4 separate regions of the Mus musculus genome follow, and regions 1, 2 and 4 are each linked to region 3. Evidence: chromatin loops called from intact Hi-C (ENCODE). Cell type or tissue: gastrocnemius. All regions are shown on one strand.

Region 1 (5,000 bases), 87 kb before region 3:
CTTCCTTTGATAGAAGTGTAAACTCAATAAACCCTTTTGTCCCCAAGTTGCTATGGGTCATGGTGTTTCATCAGAGCAATAGCGGCCCTAAGTAGGATAGCCTGGCAGATCTCATTGTCCATACTGAGAACACAGAATGAAAACAAGAAGGAGCATAGAAGACAAAAGAGAAGAGCAATCATGGCTTTAGTGGCCAAATAAATGACAACTAGTCTCCTAACACAGACCTTAAACCAGCAGGTCTCAACCTTCCCAATGCTGAAAACTTTAATACACTTCATCATGTTGTGGTGACCCCCCCAACCATAAAATTATTTTCATTGCTATTTCATAACTGCAATTTTGCTACTGTTATGAATCATAAAGTAAATATTTTTGAAGATGGAAGGTTTGCCAAAGGTGTTGCAACCCACCAGTTGAGAACCACTGCCTTTCACCACAGATTCATGCCACCGCACGGTGATTTATGCCCTCGCCTTCTATGGATGAACTAAACAAGTCTGTTTTTTCAGCTGGGAAGGAAAAAACTACCCATAGGTTCCCACGAAAGTCAGCATCATGAACCAAAGACAGACAAGAAACCCTCTGACCATTTAGCCCACAGCAAGTGGATCTCAGCTCTGCCAATGGCTACCTGAATGGTCTGTGGCCTCCTGGTTGTAGCTCCTCCATGTGCTGCCGTGCTTGAACTCCCACAACCCAAATCCTGACAGCTTCAGCTGCATGTGACTATCTACCAGGCAGTTGGAAGGTTTCAGGTTGCCGTGAGACCTCAGTGGGCTCCCATGCAGGAACAGCAAGCCCTGCAGGAGTAATGACGAGCATATGAAACAGAACTGGAGGATGCAGCTCAAAGCAGTGCGCACACACACCATACGCCTCAAGCCGAGCTTGCGTATTTAGGGCCCAGAAGGAAGCAGGCTCAGAATTTAGAGACGATGCTTAATGTGGAAGATGTTTACAGGCTATAAAAAGGCAGAAAAACACAGCCAGCCGTGGGAGGGTAGATGGTTTTTTCCAGAGCACTGGGGCCTTTCCATGGGTGGGAGGGGCTAATGGAGCGTCTGGGACTGAGACAGAATGTTTATTTTAGGAAGGTAGGTGGGAGGAAGGAATAACTTTTTTTTAAGCTATCATATCTGAGACATGGTTAAAAAGGGGGGGATCTTGGCATTTGTAATTTCCCAAGGCAGACGTGGAGTTGTAAGAGGAAGGTCGAAGGGAAAGGCCCAAATTCCCTTCCTTGTTCAGAAATAACGCAGACTCTGCATTTCCGAGCTCTCGGGTTTGGGTTGTTGTTGTTGTTTTGGTTCGGGTGTTTGTTTGTTTTGTACTGCTGTAAAAGCTCTGGGTATCTTCATTTTTGGAACTGTGGGCAGAAAAGCAATCAAGCTGAACTGTCTAGGCGTAAAGTCAACACTGAGGTGTGAACCTGTGGCAGCCTGGGTGTTGTGGGCCCCTCTTACCTGCCTCGGAAACAGGTGTCAACCTGTGAATACCAAACAATAGTGTCTCCATCAAGGATAACTTTCAGGAGCAATAAAAGCCCCTTACTACACCTAACTCACGTGACCTTCCTGAATGACCCTAGAGAGGAGGGGATAGCCTCCTCTCACAATTGAGCAAAGAGAGGGAGATAAATCAGCGCGCCAGGCAGTCTGGTTGCAGTGATGGAGGTAGGCTGGGTGCTCTGAAGTCGGATTCCAACTCATGACCTTGTCCAGCTCCAGCGCCCTCTTCTGGGCAAGGAAGCCATGACAGGCAGACAGATGGTGCCGTCTGTGGAGCCCCACACTGTAGTATTGATTTGTGAACAAATAGCCGCTAGCATTCGCGTGCACATATGCTTCGCATGCATGACGGTGGCTGTGCGTGGTATTGGTTTGTGAACAAGTGAACAGCAGTAAACATTCACGGGCGCATGCCCTTCACAGCCTCACATTTAACCTTTTCTAAGCCTCGTTCCGCTTCTCAGTCATTGCAGTTTCAGTGTTCACCAGTAGGTGGCGCATAGCGCTGGGATAGAGCCCCCAGGCTTCACAGGCTTCAGAGCCCCTCGCTTCTCAAGAACTACTCAATTCCCCGGCCTGGGTGGTTAAAGGGAAGTGGGGAGAGGAAAGCGGACCACACTCTTCCAACACCCTTGCTCAAGAACAAACTAGATTCCACTAGGCTCAGAAACTGCTGGGAAGGAGAAGGGTGTCAGGCAGGCTGGCTGCGGAGGCACTGATGACACAGCAAAGAGGATCGGAGGGGACCATTCTTAAAGGTTTAGGATTCCTGAACCTTAATCCTCTTAGATAACAACAAGCTTGCTTCAGCGGGAACCCTAGGGCCAGCATTGCGTTGGAAGTGTGGACCGCTACAGATAGCAATGAGTAAATGGCCAGGAGAGAGCAGCTATCACTAACCCCACCCCTACATCGGGAGATGGGGTTCCTTTATCCCCGTGGCACCCTTGTTAAGATGATAAAACTGAACCCGATTCATACCAGCGGGCTATGGCCCAAGTGTGCAGTCTGCTGAGACCTGAACCCGATCCACAGCTCTCCCTGGCCTTGCAGACACGTCTGTGTGACAGGTCACAGAGACACGCAAGGTTTTGCTCCTGCCCTTGTCGGTCCCACCTCAGGCAGCAGACTTGTCTGGTGTTACACGGGGTCCCTTTCTTTATCTCACAGCAAACAAACAGCGTTTAAGAGCTGGGACTTTAGTGGAGCTCATTGCACATGTAAAATGAGCAAGCTTAGGGACCGCCGCGGTTCTGGGAATGCCGTTGTCTCCACCCGATTGCATGCATGGGTGTGTTTTTATTTTCCACCCTAATGAAGCAGTATGATGGTGCATACTGTCAGAGAACAAATAGAACTCTGAGTGTCTTCATGACTCACGAACCAGGCAGCATACACTTAGGCTGCTCTACCACCTGACTGTGGCCTGTACTACTTGCTCTACTGGAAAGTTCTGGAAGGTCCCCCGGGGCTCTTACACCTGGCTCTCTCCTGTTTGTGTTCTCTGGGGCTTAGCAGGAAGCATGAGAGAAAGCACAGGCTTTAAAGACAAACTAGCCACAACCCCCGGTCTGACACACTTACCAGTAGGGCCAGGAGCTGACTAGACCTCAGTTTAACTCCCTCTTGAAATCGGAGTAAATACTAGTAATAGTTAGAAAGATCAACATCGGATCAAAACCCAGTGCAAGTCACAGGTATGTTTTTAATTTTCCTTTCAGCAGCCATCTTAAGAAAAGCTAAACAAGTAAAAATAATTTTAGTAATATTGTGAATTTAATTTGGTGCATTTAAAAATCTTACTCCAGAATACAACCATTTTTTTTTTCACTAAGCCCTCAAAGCAAATGTGGATTTCTTTCATACTTGAGACATACCTCAAGTTGACCTGGCTCCATTTCCAGTGTTCATTATGAGCATGTGTGCCTTGTAGAACCATATTCAGATAGTACAGAGTTATTCCATAGAATTCTTGGGAGATATCAATGAGAGTGTAGTTTTTAATCGCCACACTAGAGTTATTAATGAGAGTGCTAATAATTATGTTTAGTAGTAAGAAATTAACATTGATTCCGTATCCGTTACAAGGTAGCCACAGTGCTAAGCGTTCTGTATACTTTAATTCTCAGAGCAACTTTGGGAGACGGGTTCTGATATGATCTTTATTTCTGAGTCTCAGGGTGGTGAAGGTCATGTGATCCGTATGTAACAGAGTTGGGGCTTAAATCTCTAAGTCAATTTCTGTAACAAACTGTTCCTTACTTAGATCTCGCCAAGGCTTGCTTTAGTTAGAAATGAAGGTTCGCCCCTCAGACCTCATCAAGGCTTGCTTTAGTCAGAAACGAAGGCTCATCCCATTGCTTTGGGATCCCAGAGGACAGGAAGATGAGCCCCACTCGTCTGTGTCCTCTATACTCTGACTCCAATCAAATCCAAAGTAAATATTCAACCCCTAACTCTGTCTGTAGGTTACTTGGAGAACTTGGAGAGTCTCTCTCTCTCTCTCTCTCTCTCTCTCTCTCTCTCTCTCTCTCTCTCTCATGCCTGATATAGAGAAAGTGCTGGTAAAACAGACATCAGAGAAAGGCTTATTTTTGTGATTGGCATGTGACAGTCTTAACTGCCCTTGTCTGTCTTTAAGAAGTGCCAGAGTAAAATAAACTTTTGACAGATGGGCGTTAAAAGTCTACAGCAATAATAACAATGGTTTTCCAGGGTTGCCCTTGGATACATAGTCATGGAGAAGATTGTGTTTGTCTACCTTGCTTGGCAACAAGATGCCAGCTTTTTACTGGAGCCTGGCAAGTCAGGCTCTCGCCAGGCCGAGTCAGTTTCTTGGGAGCGCAGGGCAGTAAAACCTTTGAGAAAGAAAGATTTTTAAACCAACATCCAGTCCACTCCCATGAACATGCAGAGAGTCATAGGCTAACAAGGCCACTCAGTCAGTCAGTGTCACAACCTCTAGAAAGACTCTGTGGCCCACCCGGCACCCAGCAGGGTTTGTTTATTGATGAGTGCAATGCCAGCTGCTGGTTGCACGGGCAGGCAGTTTCTACCATGGGTTAGTTGAGGTATCTTCCTCGCTAGCATCTACTTCCTGGAGCTTTTCTTAGCAAAAGTCCACACGGCAAACAAAGGACATCTGCTCGCTCATCCTGCTTGAGGAGATCAGCCTCGAGTTGCTAGATCATATTTATTAGATGTGGCACACTCCATGGCTCATCTTCCCAACTCAATACCTGCCTTCCCCATCCCTCCCCACCATCTGTATACCTACAGTGAGTCATCTTGGGCTTTTGTATCTAGCCACCCACACCCTGCATACTCCCTGCCTTCATGGCAGAGCTGGATCTCTCTCTCTACCCTCCTCTGAGTATTCCCTGCCATACCCTGATGGGCACCTACTTAGGAGATTGGCTCGTCCCTGTTATGAAACATAGCGGAAATCTCTAGTCCTTCATGCTACATAATGTGGTGTGGGACATGCCT
Region 2 (5,000 bases), 220 kb before region 3:
ACACAGCGGAACATCTCCCCACTGTGAAGTCTCAACTGCATGCAGCAACACGGCCAACCCTCGCAAATGCTGTGCTCACAGGCATTCAGATTCCAAAGAACTGCACAGGTCATTACTCTATAAAGTTCAACCTTCTTATAAGAGGTCAGACAGGTGACTGTCCCAAAGGGGGCTAACAGGAGGGGAGCCAGTAAGATTTCTGGGTCCTGATGATATCAATCCTTAATCTGGGTGCTAGTCAGTCACATGATGAACCCATTTGGACCTCATCTAAGTGCTTATAACTAGTGCATCCTTTGCTAAAAATTGACTGAAAAAAATTCCTCCCAGTTCTCGGATTGGTTTGCCATTGCCAGTCTTCAGGCTTCCCTAAAATTCACAGGTAATCAACCCTGAGACCGCAAGGAGACCACCTCGTGAGACTCTCACAGCTGACAGACGAGATGAAGGCAACTCAGCATGCCCACCCAGGCAGGTTTCAGATGATTAGCACAACGGTGTCATTAAACACATAAAAGCTGGAGAGGCCCAGACGGCCTGATGCAGGCCACCTCCTTACCAACTGTTCGCCATTGTAGTGACCTTCGATTATGCGATCATACGAGATGCCCACGGGTATGACGAGGATGTCGGGGATGGTGTTGGACGACAGAGTATCCACTACCACTGAGAGGAGCCCTGCCCGGGCACAGGAGGTCTTGCCACTGCGGGAGCGGGTGCCTTCCAGGAAGATCTCCAGGAACTGCTGCTGTCGGAGGAGTTCAACTACATGCTGAGATACAAGAAAATCAGACATGAACATAAGACTGAGCAACTCAGGTGAGTGCAGGACAGGTAAATCCTAAGACAAAGAACAGAAAAACACTGTAACTTCACCACTGACCTAACACTTCCCCACATCCATTACAGCCAAGGATCCCAGCACGGCTGTGCTTGGGTGATCACACACACAATCACCCGCAGCCACGCAGTAATCTCCCAAACCCATCATGTCTCCGTCACTCTCCAATGACAGCTAATGCTGTGGGGTTGAGGACAATTAAAGGCCATACGCACCCCATGGAGCAACGCTCTGTACAGAATGTCTTTGCGTCCATCTGGGGTTTCATCGAGCCTCCGTCTTATGAAAAAGCCCCCAAGCTTGTGAATCAAGGTACTGCAAATTCAAGAATGCACAAATTATTTGTAAGGAAAAATATAAAAAGAGGACTCAAATGTCAAGATAGTCCGAAGCATTGCCATCCGGACAGAAGCACACACAGTGTCATTTGAATGTTGACAATGGGAACACAGGGGTTCCTTTTCCGTGTTGCTGACGTGTTTCACTCGCTCCTCAGCCTGCGAGCAACACTGCATCGTAACTTCTGAGCCAAAAAGGAACCTGACAACGTGATCCACAGAGATAAGGATAGGGATTTGAAGGAGACGGAGTTATTGCCTTCTCTGAGTGTCCACTGGGGAGTTCTCTAGGCTCTAAGGGGCAGGTCCATCCCATCACACAGATGCATGGCCCTGGCTAAACCAAATGGGTCACAGGCTGGGCAGGAGTTAGAAAACTAGCCGCTCGGCTGAGGACCCTGGATCGATTCCCAGTACCCACATGGTGGTTCACAACCATCTGCAACTCCAGTACCAAGGGATTGACACCACCTTCTGAACTACTTGGGCACTGGGTACACAAGCGGTACATAAACATATATGCAGGCAAAACATTCATGCACATGAAACAAAGAAGTCCTTGATTTTTTTTAAAAAAAGATAGATAAATGAGTCACAAAACAAAATTAAATGTCAGAACCTAAGAACGGGACTGACTGGTAGGGATGGAGTGGGGGTTAACAGAGATGAGAGGAAGATAAGAGAGTATGAGGAGGAGAATATCAGAATACACTAAATACATATACAAAATTGTCAAAAAGCAAAGGTAACCAGTGGCTGAGCATGGTGGTGCATGCCTCTAATCTCAGCACTCAAGAGGCAGAGACAGTAGGATTTCCAAGTTCAAACTGGTCTACATTGCTGGTTCCAGGACAGCCAGAGCCAGAGTAAAACCTGGTCTCAAAAATGAAAAAAAGAAAAGGGTATTTTTAAAAACAAAACCCCACCCATGATTCCCAGTCAGAGTTTGAGGCACACAAAAATTATCCCATGGCAAATTTGTAAAATGAACAAATATTTCCTGGGAAAATATTCTCAAGTAACTGATGCTTAAAAGAGGGTCCCTATGGGGCAGGGATAATTTTACCAAGCTGGAATCAAGTATCACCATCTTTACAGACAGGAGCGGGAGCTGGAGAGACAGCTCAGCAGTGACCACGATGATTGGCTACTCTTCCAAAGGACCTGAGTTCAACTCCCAGCACCTACATGGCAGCTCAGAAGCCTCTGTAATGCTAGTCCCAGGGGATCAGACCTCCTTTTCTGGCCTCAGTATTTATCACTTGTCCATACAGGAATAAAACAGCTCTGCTCCCAGCTCCAGGTCCCTCTCTGCAGCGCTGATAAGCTTAGACAGGAAGCTGAAAGTCTGCTGTCAGCTGTCCTAAATTTACAACCTCTTCCTAGTCTTTTCAAAAAGAGAAGTTGTTTTCAAATACTAGTATTTGCATTGGTGTAAGTAACAATACTATATTAAATGTTAACATTCTGGTCTCCTTTGAGTCTGTTTATGGAAACCAAGGTAAGATGTTGGTGAACTATAGAATCATTCTGAAATTCTTCAGAATAAATTCAGTGAGTGAGCAATGCAACCTGAGGTGTGTTTGTCACTGTGGAGACTTAAATGAGATAAAAGAAAACGCCAGTGTCTGCTCTGTCGGAAAGATAAGCAATGGCTTGAGCTCCTGAGGAGAAACACAGAATTGTGAGAAGTGAGAAATGACTGGCACTTACAAAAGGCTTCACTCAAAACCAGATCTGGAGAGAGTGAGTCTGTGAGCAACTCTGACCACAGGAGAGCCCCAGCAGGCAAGTCACCTTAGTGCCATTAACCAAGATCTATCTACATACAACAGGCCTGGAGCTTGACAAACAGGCTAGGCTGGCTTCCAGAGAGTCCATGGTGCCACCCACCCGCCTCTGCCTCCCCAGCATGGGGACCACAAGCAGACACCACAACACCCAGACTTTTCCTGCACAACTCTAGGGAGAGGCCTAAGGGCCTCACAAGCAGATTACCACTGTACCATCTCCCCAGCCAACCTGTCTGGTGAATTTCTAATCTAGTTTCTTGGTTCCCTGGTGCTGGGAAAAAAATGCTGTGGGGTATGACGAGGGTATCTAGCCCCTGTGAAGACACATCAGTCCCGTAGGTTCCTGTCAGTGTCACTATGCTGACTGTCTATGGTCCCCATTACACGATAAGCCATTTGACAGTCAGGGCTAAGAGTAGATAAGGACCACTGACCACAACGGTGGCTTCTCTTCTGCTGGAGGATCACATAGGCTGGCTGCAGACTTGGGATCTAGAGAACTCAGAGCGGACCAGGAAGAGCGTCCCGCATGGTGAGGCTGGGGCCTAGACTGAATGCCACTGTGGGAGGCCCTGCTTGTCCAGCGACCGGCCCCTCCCTGCAGTTTCTCTCTACATTCACTGCATTAGAACTCCTGGCAGGTCGAGCTGACCTCAGTGCTGTGTGCTGCTTGGAAGTTAAGAGTTCAGTTTCTCACACAAGCTCAGCCCAGTCCTCACTGCTGAGCTTCTCCTCAGTGACTAGAGGTGGCAGATCTGGTCTCCCTATACCCTCTGCTGAACCCCAAATGGGGGCAAGCACTGACTCTTAGGAACTCAGGTTACTAATTCCTTCTCAGTTTGTCTCTGCTCTCCTCTCCAAGAACACGGCTATACTGACATAAGCCCTCATCATTCGCCTGAACTCTCACCACAGATCAGAATTAATTTCTCCAAGTCCAGAATGAGCAGTCGACACACGGGTCTGCGCATGCGTTCAGTCAGGAGCTTCCCATCCTGAGCGAGAACGGCTCTGGATCCAGCCCTAGCTGTGCGGCTGCCCCCCTGCGTCTGGCCTTTCCGTGGGCTTCCCAGGACTCGCTCCAGCGCACCTACCTGCCTTCACTGTCCTACAACCATGCCCTGAGCCTCTGCCTTGAGGCTCTACACCGTTCCCCTTGAGTGTAAACCACAGCAGCCTCGGGAAATGCCCTGTCAAAGTGTTGGGCTGGGTTCTCTGCGTCGTGAGGTCAAAGTGGCAGCAGGGTCACCCTTGCTGACGTTAGATACCATGGTGCCATGCCACCCCCCAGCTTCCTTGGACAGGCCTGGCCCATTGCCCTTTAATGGCCCTTTGCTGCCTGACACTGTCCTTCAGGTTGACCTACAACACACTCCAGAAAGTAGCCCATATCAAATACAGAGACAGCGAGATGGGCAAGGCTTGCGTTGTGTGCTATGCAAATGTTACACAATGAAATGTTACTTCTACAATAAAAAGGCTAGTGTCATTTTTATAACAAGTATCAAAATATAACAACAAATCCCATGTTCAAAACAATTAGTTTTGTTATGGTTTGGGTTGGGGTTTTTTGTTTCTGGTTTTGATTTTTGAGACGGAGACGCATTATCTACCCCTGGCAGGCTGGAAACTTGCAGTCTGAAGCAAGATGGCCTAGGATTCACATAGACCCAGCTGCCTCAGCCGCCCAAACACTGAGATTAAAGGTGTGTCCAACATATCTGACTGAACTAGCTGTTTACCACATTCACCTCAGCGAGGCTTAGCTCACCTGAAGACGGGGATGTTGAGATTATTGCCCGAGGCGATGTACGGCGCCTTGATGTTGTGGCAAAAGAGGATGAAGGTGAGCAACAGGTAGTCAATGTGGGATCTGTGCACCGGCAGAAACAAGAGCGGCAGGTTCGTCTAGGGAGAAGGAAGTGGCAGTGTTAAGGCTCAGGAGTTAAGGTGCAGTCCTACTTTGTTTGGTTACTGTCATCCTTCACTGGCCAATCACTGACTCGCTCTCTCCCAACAGGCTCCAGT
Region 3 (5,000 bases):
GCATCATCACTAGCTAACAGTGTGGTTATAAATGTGGTTTCATCAGCTGACTAAAGGTATTTTTCTAGGCCAGCAGTATACACTGACTAAATGTCTTAGGAACCTCTAGCTTAAAGTATTTCAAAGAAAACAAGTCAAGAGTATCAGCTGGCGTGGCGCCACGTGTCTTTGACCCCAGCACTTTGATTCAGAGGCAGAGGAAGGTGGGTCTCTGAGTTTGAGACCATCATGGATACACAGTGAGACAGTCTGAAAAAAAGTGAATTGCATTGTATTTCAACAAATATAAAGGAAATAATGATCGCTGGCGCCCACATGGTAGGAGATGCCCACAACACTCCCTGTGCTGTACATGCATGCACAATAGATAATAAATGTAAGAGAAAGGAAGACTATTTAATAAAAGCCACTGTTTTAAGCTGCACCGAAACGCAGTGCCCAACTGGAGAAAACAGGAATCAGTGCCATTGCAAATAGGCTACTTACACTTCTGACTCTCTTGTCTGCCTTTTGCTTCAACTGTTCTATCTGTTTGGAAGACACAGAGGGAGAAAGAGTTAGTACTCTGTGTCAGGACTGAGCAGCCTCCCCCCTTCCATCACAGTGTCTTGAAGGTATCCCGAGCCCCAGCTTCTGGCACTCATTAGTTGAGCCACAGTTTGGGATGGAGCCTTCTTAGACTCTGATCTCTGAAGTTTTCACCTCTGTGTACTCTTGGGGTGCTCACAAGGGATCAGAGCTAGGGATGCATAGTCGTCTCAGTGATTCTCTAATGGACAAACTAGAAAACTCATTCATTATTAATGAGTCTCGACTTTCCCCTTTAGTCAGAAGCTACTAATAGAATTGTATTAGACACAGCGGGGGAAATACGGGCTTGCACCCGGCCTGCAGGAACAACTGAGGGGCAGACATGAGTGCTGAGGTTGAGCAAGGTGTTCATGCACGACAGAGGTAGTTAAAGGTCAGCTTTTTTTTTTTTTTTTTTTTTTGGACTTCATGACAGTAGTTTATAGACTGTTCAGGAAAGAGCTTAATAAAGGAGATGCTAAGAATCCCTATGGATATTACACTCATTTTGACATATGGAAAACTCAAGCACTACATACAATATGAGTACAAACTCTCGGGAAGTTGTGGGCATTAACAAGGTAACCACAATGGAGAGAGAGGAAGGCCTTTGCAAGGGAACTACTCACTGTGAGGCTGTACTGGTCACAGCCCTCTCGTATTGGCCACTCAAGTCCATCTCCTTCAGGAACTCCCGACCATGTAAACACCTGTTTAAAGTTCTTCCACTTACTTCCCATATCATAAGGAAAAATGAAGACTTCATCCAGTTGGTAATACTGAATGCGATCTTTAGCCTGTGGAAAACAAAGGGGTAAAATGGCAGCTGCTTCTACCTGCAATGGCTTTTGCTAATACATTATTGAGACTACCAACTTTTGAAATCTGTATTACTCATAAAAATACTTTGTTATTGTTGGGCTAATAGGAGTGTTGTCAGAGAATATAATTTTATCACAGTATAGAGGGATTTAAATGAGAATACTAACCTTGTTTGTGATATCCCAGAGCACCTGACAGGGTATATCTTAGGAACAAGCATTCCAAAGGTTTATAAAAGAATTAGCTAACTGTATCCTGTGCAGAAACCCCTCAATGCTTATGGTTGCTTCACAGCACAGGAGAGTATAGGTAAGAAGTGATGCTGTTAATAGACTCAGGAGAAGGTATGGCTTATAAAGCCAATGGCCAGGAAGTTAATAGGGAGGCACAATTTTACAATGAACATTTTGCAAACTTTGTGAAGGAGTTTCATGTGTTTTGTTTCATCTCTCTTTCTCTCTCTCTCTCTCTCTTACACACACACACACACACACACACACACACACACACACACACACTGTATCTTCAATTATAGGTCATATTCCAATGGCACAGCTTATATTCTAGGCATTTAAATGGATAGTTCTCTCTGGACATAAACTAACTTTGAATTTCTTAAATTCTTACTGCCACCTAGTGGTACAAACATACATTATTTAATTTGAAAGCAAGTTCAACACTAGTGTCTGGTAATCTTAAATATTTTTGGAGAATTTTATTTCCTTATTTGAAGTTCTGTCTGTGATAAAGTAATAGTTTTAATAATTTCTAGATTAACATGGTTTTATACAGGGCCATGATCTTTAGCAAAACAAAACAAACAAAAACCCTCTAATGTCAGCATATTCATTATGCTTACCAGAAATGGTATTATGAAATATTTGTTTATTAAGGAACAGAATTTTATGCAAGAGTTTCTTGTAGTTATTTCTAAAGTAATATGTGTGTTACCTGTTTATTAAAACAACTGTTAAACTTCACAATGGTGCACCCCACTCGCTAGGCTGCGATGGGTGCACTCTGCACAGGCACAGCCGCAGGGCTGCTTCTTGCTACTGATGTGCTTCTCAGGTTGGCCATCACTGTACTCCTCCATATTTGGCTTGGGGTGATAGGCACCGGGAGACCCTCACTGCCTATAGTCTGGGGTGATTACTTCCTGGACATAAGCTCACTCTACTGGGCAAATTTCCTGCAGATCAACATGAAGATAAAAGTTCTTGAGATAATGCCTCTTAAATGAATTCATGACTTTATGAATTTACTAATTTAAGTAGTTTTAGGAAGATAGCATGATTGGTAAGTTAGGGTAGTTGACAGAAAGTTTAAAGTTAGAATCAAGAATAGAGTGTGATTGCAAGATCCGAATGAGGTAGAGAAAGGAGTGCAGTGAGCTTTCGTGCGTTACAACCATGTGGATTGTAGTAGAAAGAAAAATAGGCTTGGGACAAGTTAATGACTAAAGAAAACATTTTCTTCTAGGTTGGTCCTGAGTTCCATGATCATGTTGTGTTACCACTAGGGATGTGGTAACAGGTTTCCTATGTGCACCATGAAAAGGAAGGTTATGAGTAAAGAGTAAAATTCTATTGTAAGAACAGATTAATCAGATTAATCAGATCAAGACTTCAAAAGTAAGGTGTAAGACAAATGACCTGCTCCTTAGTAAATACAGAGCACCTGTCGTCAGCCAAGCCTCGGGAAAAGCTTGCTACTATAGACTTGCCTTGTCTAAACAATGTTAATTAATGACAAAAGAATTACTGCTGTGGGTTATAAGGAACTTGTGGAGAAAAACATAGACACTTGTGGCTATGAGGTAATTTCCTTCTTACGTAGAAAACTTTGTCCTTGGGGATGTAAATGGACTAAAGGGAAAGCTAAAGCTGCTGGGGGCGCTTTGCTCCATCTACTCAATGTGTGAATGTGTATGTTTGTCTGTCTGTCTGTCTATGTATGAAGTTGCTAGAGTCTGCTTTTGCTTCATCCACTGCGTGGGTGTCTATGATTTTCCCCTTTTCTCTAATCACTGGCTACCCCTCCCCCATCTGGATTGCCAGCTGCGACCTGCACTGATTCTTATCAGTCTCTTCATCATTCTGTCTTCCTCGGATTAACCCTATGGTGTCAAGGGTTCAACAATACAAACTTACTGAATTTTATACATCCACCTTCACCTGAATAATAGAGAGTAATTCCCCCTCCCTGCCCTCCTTTTTTTATAAATGAAGATTCAGGTGCTAGAAGTACTGCTCAGCACTAAAGCATGTGCTTGGCTAAATGATCAGACTCTTCAAGATGGATTGAATATCAAAAACCAAAACATAAGCTACTTTATATGAAAAAAAAGGTAAAGATGGCAGTAGTTTACAAAAATCATGAAGACATGTGTTTGCCTAGAGCAGCACTCAGTAGATATTATCAATACCACACACTAAAATCGAACATAGACACACGGCATTCTTATGGGAAAAGGCAGCAAATAGTACTTAGCCAAGCTCAGACAGTAAATACGGTTCCTTGGAAGAGATAATACCTGAACTGCACCTTGAGGGGCAAAAATAAATAAATAAATAAATAAATAAATAAATAAAATCAGGAAAGAAATTAAGGTAGAGGAAAAACATGGGAAAGATGTAGAAGTATAAATGTGTAAGCTCTGAGAGTGAGATGGGGCAGTGGGGAGAGAGGCTGGTGAAGGAAACAGGGACATTGTGAATAGGGGACATTGTAAACGGGCACTGTAAATGGGGACACAGTAAACAGCAGCCTCATAATGCATGAGCTATGGAAGCTGAACTGTACCCAGGGTTCAGCAAGGACACACTTTTCATAATGGTCCTGATATTTGCAATGTGGGTAAACTACCAGGAGCCAAGAAGTCAGTGACACAATACTGTGTAAGTTGTCACACTGTGTGCAGATGCAATCAACTTCTGTGTTTACAGACTCCACCAATAGATCTATGACCAAGATACCTATGACCCCAGAACAGTGGAGGCTGAGGCAGGGCTAGGCTGGAGGGAAACCACAGCTCAAAAATACAATAAACAAACGCTGCATGTCCACAGAACATGTACATATTTTTTCTTATCTTTATTCCCTAAACAATAAGTATTAACTATTTAGATCATGCATGAGGCAGGGTTCTCTAGAGGACCAGAGCTTGACTATGTGGTGACTATGGTTTCAAAGGTAAAGTTGGAATAGCACCGTGACAGGTAAACAACTGAAGGTGTCTGCGTCCAGATGAAGGCTTTCAAGTGAAATTGAGAATTTTGGAAAACTTATCTTATGATTCTGACAGCTTACCCATATTCAAAGAGACTCCCATTTTAATATAAAAGTTATATATGTTGCTTATAAGTAATTAAATATAAATGCTATGAATTTAAATATAAAAGAGTACAAAAAGGTAACTGACAGAGATGTTCCCTGTTGGCCTGGGGTAAGGCTCAGAGACAGACCTGCTAAGCAAACCTGAGATTCTGCGTTTCAGCTACAGCTCTGGGATGTGTGGGAGGCAATCACTTGTCAAGTTTTAATGTAAGATAAATACCTATTATAGTCTAAAATGTCCAGACTTTCCCACTTACTTATGTGTATGA
Region 4 (5,000 bases), 210 kb before region 3:
TGTTGCAGATCTGAAGAAGGTAGGTTTGAACCCACAGTCAACCTAGCAAACATAAAGCAGAAATTGTGTCTAAATGGCAAACACTGTTTTGATCCTCCTGGTCTATTTCAAATAGAAGAGAAAATGACGCTGTTCTCATTGTCAGCAGTGTAACTACGCGTGCCGTGAGTGTTTTTCATGTAAGGTATCTTGTTTCACCATCACCACTTGGATAAAACTTTGGTACAGAAGAAAAAGTTGATTTTCTAAAATGTGCTCGATGCAGCATTCACAGGTTTAATCAACAGAGTTATGATGCTCACCACAATATGAATGGATAGAAAAATCGGGCATCCATATTACCCAGTGAATTATTATTTAGCCACAAAAAGGAATAAAAACCAAAGAAGCTAAGAGCTAGTTATGTTAACAATAACCCAACACACAAAAGCCAACTACTGCCTTTCTTACAAGAACAAGCTGAAAATGTGAACCTCATAGAAGCAGAGATAGAAGAGTAACCCCCGGGGCCAGAGGGACTTCTGACAGTGGGATGAAGAAGTCACACTCCAAACCCCTGTGCTCAGTCAACCTTATGCCCTTCCAAAGCACACACTACTCCCATACTCCCACGGGAAAACCACGCAGGCTTGACACAGTGAGCAGGTGTTCTTACAACAGTTTAGAAGAAAAACAAAGTATGTTTAATGACATTCTGTTACCAGGAGCATTTAAAGCCTAGAATTTGAATCACAGCCACATCACCTGACCAGAGTCAAGTCCTGTCCTTCAGATTATTCTTTAACTTTCTGTTCATTGTTTTTCAGATCCCACGGATACAATGTTCTTAAAAACAACCAATTAATATCAATTTTTGTTGAGGTATTTTAAACACTCCATGTAATGCTGAATTAGTACCACCACAAGAAAATGCATGCTTTTCAATTAGTTTAATAAACAAGTTTCCTGTTTTTTATGTTTTAGAGTTAATTTCCATTATAAAACTCAGGCTTACTAAATATAAGTTGTGTGGTAGATACTAAAAGGAAAAAAAAAATGTTTAAGCACACTACACAAAACAATGGTTACTATTTTGCCTCCATACAAGAAGTTTTATTTTTTAAATACAATTACTGCTCTGAAATTTTCCACCCATTTTTTTTTCTTCCCAGTTAATACTACCAAAAATTTTAAATCTTAGATTGTAAAAACACCATTTCTAAGAGTCGGAAGCAGTTTCTTTGATGATTAATCTCTACTTGATATCACTGCAAACATTTTAAGTGGGCTGTGATGAAGGCTTCTCGTCAACTTACCCAGTCCTCACTGGTGTGTTTACATCGGCCAAGGCTGTATTCCGATGAACTGGGCAGATAAGAAACGTCTATTGTGCCAACTGTCACTGAAGACTCCTCCATGGCAGAACGTGCAAGTCCCAAACCATGTGCTGTAAGAAATAAGCACTACTCAAGGAAGTATCCAGAGAGTAACCCCGGGCCTCAAACTGCTCATCTCCTCACAGTTCTGCTTAGTAACAAGATATTACATGAACTGACAGATTGCTAGTGTAGTGAGTAGCAGCAAAAAGCTATAGCTTGGTGGTAGAGTGCTCATCTGGCCCGATCTGTTTACATGTCTGCTAAACTGCCCTGACCTCAAAGGTCAACATTCACAGACCAGTATTTTCCGAACATACAAGGATACAGCAGCTGTAGCCTTCAGATTCCTGGGCAAAACTGTCATGAGAAGTCACTTGTAAAAAAAAGGAAGACAACTTCAAAATAAGGCACTTGTAATAATACTGGCTTGCAACGAATAATTATTTCACTTTTGTTAATAACTGAGTATCCCTGGGAGGATAGAGACAAAAACTTTTTTATTATTTATTTATGGATGTGTGTGCATGTATAGGCATATACATATGAGTGCTGGAGGAGGCCAATACTGCACATCAGATCCCTGGAGCTAGGTCGTGAGCTACCTGATGCAAGTGCTGGGACCAAACTCTGATCCTCTGAAAGATCAGCGGGACTGTTAACCACTGCGCCACATCTCCAGCCCCAGCGTAAGCTTACTTGGTAAGACATTTTATATGTATGAATGCAGCTTTTTTTAATTTTTAAAAACCTTATATCATCTTTATTTAATTATTTTAGCTGCTGGCTTCCCCCTGCCCCCCAGCATTAGATTCTTCTCTTAAAATCAAAATCCACCTTCAGTGAGAGAACACTGTTCTCTAAGAGGAACACCTGGACTCTTTACAATCCCCACGTGGATTTGCTCCGATAACTGTTTAGCCTCAAAACAACATCTGCCCTTAGCCGTTCAGCATAAGCAATCAGCTGACACCAGAGATCAGTAAAGCACCCCATCTGGTGGGAAAAGTTCTTTATTATAAAGATTCGACGCCCCCTCCCCCTACCAACTTCCGGTTCTGAATGGCCACACAACGGAGGGGGGCCGGGAGTGGGGGAGCACACTGCAGCCTGAGAAAAGAAATGAGGCGATCGGAGGAGGAAAGGGAGGCTTGTGCCAACAGACGTCCAAGCCTTGCTCCTCCAGCCCCACAGGGTTTACTTGAGGTCAAGCCAGATTTTTTTACAGGAGAGGGGAGGAGAATAAAAGAAAAGAATCCCAGAGGCTCTAAACAGCAGTGCTGAGCAGGGAAGAAAACAAAATCTGACAGTGGGCCACAGGCAGGGGCAAGGGGGCCCCTCTGGAGTTCAAGGCCCCGTCTGCACACCACGCATGTGAATTTGGACAAGTTGGTTAACTACTACGCCTTGCTTCTCCCATCTGGAAAATGGGCAGCATGCCACCCGACAGCTGTGTCCGGCTGCAGGGAGGGCAGGGGTCTCCATAGCACGCCCGGGACACTGTGGGGTACGCGGGGCTGCTGTCAGCGGGCGGTCCCTGGAGCCAGCTGCTCGCGGAGTCCCCCGCTGCCTCGGTTTCCCTCCCGGCCCCCCGGGACGGAGCGTGCTGGGATGTCAGCCCTGCTGGTGCTGTCACTGCAGCCCGGTCCCTGGAGCGATACCGTGCCCACCCATCCGGGAGCCCGGCCCACTCCAGGGGGAACCCGGGTGTCCGCCCCGGACTCTTGCAAAGCCTCGGGCGGGCCCAGGGAGAGCGGCGCCCACCCACGCACCTGACCCCGCGCTCCGGCCCAGCGGCGTCTGCAGCCGCAGCCCGCACCGCGCACAGCGCACCGCGCTCCTCTCCACCCGCCCGGCAGCTCGCGCCTGGGCGCACGCAGCTGCCAGCGCTTCGGCTCTGCGCCTGCTGCAGCGGCGCGCCGCGATGACGCGGGCGGCGCGCGGCAGTGACGTCGGGGCTGCCGGCCGCCAGGCTTAGCGTAAGGCGCTTGGAGGAAGGGGACGGTGGGGACGGAGAGCATGGGGAGTGAGCCTGATGTCTACACTGCCCAAGCTGCATGCTTCGTGCATCGGCCGGTGGGTCTGTCTGTCTGTCTGCCATCTCCCTTGCGTGACCTCAGCTAGCCTAGGCTAGCACCAGGCCCTGTCCTGTGGCGGAATGCATTCGGGCTGCGTGGGTTTAGGTACTTGTGCGTGATCTTGCCTTTTTGTATGTGAGACCAAGCTCAATTTGTGAAGAATGAAGAGGCAAGGACTGCAGAGTGCAACGTTGTGAAATGTCTGAGTGACCGAGCCCGCAACGGCGAAAAAAATGTAGAATAGACAAAGGAAGGCTTGAAAGATAACTAAAAACATGCCCATAGCTCCCTAGAACCCAAATGCCTGGGCCCAGCACATCAGACATAAACAGAGAGGCCGCTCCTCTCCCTCTGTCCCCAGCAGTTGTCCCTGCTGTGGCCCGGAGATGCTGTCCCTCTCCTGTTGTGCTTCTGCCTCTCATCCCAGCACTCTGTAGTCCCAGAACTGCTTCTCCAAGCCTTCCCTTCCACCCCATTCCTCCATTATCACAGCCTCCTGCGACATCTCAAAGATTAACCAGAGCACCATGTCTCAGGTCCTCATCCATCGGTGTCAGACTGCAAACCCATGGCAGCGACAGTGCCTTACATCAGGGTCCTAATTAATATGTTATAATAAGCACCCAGTAAATACTGGGAGCTGAGGCACAACAAGAAAAACTAGATTTCCTTAGCTTGAACTTTCCACTTCTCTTTATAAACCCATCCTACAAAGCAAATATTCTCTTCTGGGAAACAACCCCAGAGAGTAGAAGTGGCCATTCATCAAGGACCCTGCCTTGATTTAGCCTCACATGTACCTTAGCAAAAAAAAAAAACAAACATACTTCACTAAGGCTCTCAAGGAGTGTATATTGGCTACAAAGAGTAATTTCTTATCCCAAAACATTGTGAAATTTTGTGCACAGGATACAGGGGCCCTAACAACAAAACAGGCATGGAAGGAAAGCATGAAGAAAAACTTTAGATTGATAAAGAAGATAAGAGAAATGAATTAGACTGACAAAGAAATTCTAAAATGTAAGCCATATGGAAAGTGTGTCTTACATAAAACTCAGTCATAGTGACTCTTCTTGCACAAGAGTGGCTGTGCATGTGAATGTGGGTTTGCCGTGCTAAGTTCTGGTTACATAATGAAAATTGTTTTGGAAACAGGTGGCACCCTAAGCAATTTATTTTATCAGCAGAGTGATTTATAGTAACCAGTCTAGCCAGTCAAGATGGAGCAACAGGGGAGAATTTGCTGTCTTATTTAATACAAGAAAAACCAAACAGGCAGTATAAAACAGTGACATTCAAGAATCAGACATTCTGTACCTTAGGTCGACAGTCCAAGGGGAGGCACACAATGAGCTGAACCCTGTACTTGCTTTGGCTTATCACCTAGAGAGAGTTATCAGGCTTCAGTACAGAAAGAAGGAATTCAGCCAGGTTTAGGTAGACTGAAATGAGGAGATAGAATTGAGAGACTATGGGTGTCAAAGCAGGAGCAACATCAGAGTACCAGAGAGGAGAAAGCTATGTGGCAAAAGAAGCCATGGAGACCTGCAGACACAGGTTCAGGGAA

What was found. Peaks named below come from ENCODE experiments on the same cell type or tissue, not always from the same donor. Only the 100,000 strongest peaks of a DNase experiment are listed, where the experiment ranks them.
Region 1: it touches region 3 in a loop (11-fold over the local background); 27 of 42 quality-filtered maps call a loop at or near these places.
Region 2: it touches region 3 in a loop (2.6-fold over the local background); 17 of 42 quality-filtered maps call a loop at or near these places.
Region 4: a loop joins it to region 3, with 2.7 times the contacts of the local background. A loop is called at or near these places in 15 of 42 quality-filtered maps.

The regions. Positions count from the first base shown.
Region 1 is chr19:55,216,629-55,221,628 of GRCm38, forward strand. It overlaps Gucy2g (guanylate cyclase 2g), which reads right to left. Exons shown (of 21, transcript NM_001081076.3): 13 at 635-803. Among named protein-coding and RNA genes, the nearest start is that of Gucy2g, 22 kb to the right of the region's middle. In gastrocnemius, a CTCF peak has its summit at 1,954 (motif pointing right); DNase peaks (open chromatin) are centred at 1,777, 1,971 and 2,542; H3K4me3 peaks cover 1,006 bases; H3K27ac peaks cover 1,218 bases.
Region 2 is chr19:55,082,642-55,087,641 of GRCm38, forward strand. It overlaps Gpam (glycerol-3-phosphate acyltransferase, mitochondrial), which reads right to left. Exons shown (of 21, transcript NM_008149.4): 8 at 4,744-4,880; 9 at 1,057-1,156; 10 at 560-772. Among named protein-coding and RNA genes, the nearest start is that of Gpam, 14 kb to the right of the region's middle. In gastrocnemius, no CTCF peak of the experiment used is centred here; no DNase peak of the experiment used is centred here; H3K27ac peaks cover 925 bases.
Region 3 is chr19:55,303,211-55,308,210 of GRCm38, forward strand. It overlaps Zdhhc6 (zinc finger, DHHC domain containing 6), which reads right to left. Exons shown (of 11, transcript NM_025883.4): 7 at 1,200-1,367; 8 at 487-528. Among named protein-coding and RNA genes, the nearest start is that of Zdhhc6, 10 kb to the right of the region's middle. In gastrocnemius, a CTCF peak has its summit at 2,051 (motif pointing left); no DNase peak of the experiment used is centred here.
Region 4 is chr19:55,096,202-55,101,201 of GRCm38, forward strand. Gpam (glycerol-3-phosphate acyltransferase, mitochondrial) reads right to left here and starts at 3,276. Exons shown (of 21, transcript NM_008149.4): 1 at 3,128-3,276; 2 at 1,296-1,426; 3 at 1-42. The coding sequence starts at 1,397. It overlaps Gm31356 (a long non-coding RNA gene), which reads left to right and starts at 3,342. Exons shown (of 3, transcript XR_001782666.2): 1 at 3,342-3,431. In gastrocnemius, no CTCF peak of the experiment used is centred here; DNase peaks (open chromatin) are centred at 2,502, 2,894 and 3,281; H3K4me3 peaks cover 4,706 bases; H3K27ac peaks cover 5,000 bases.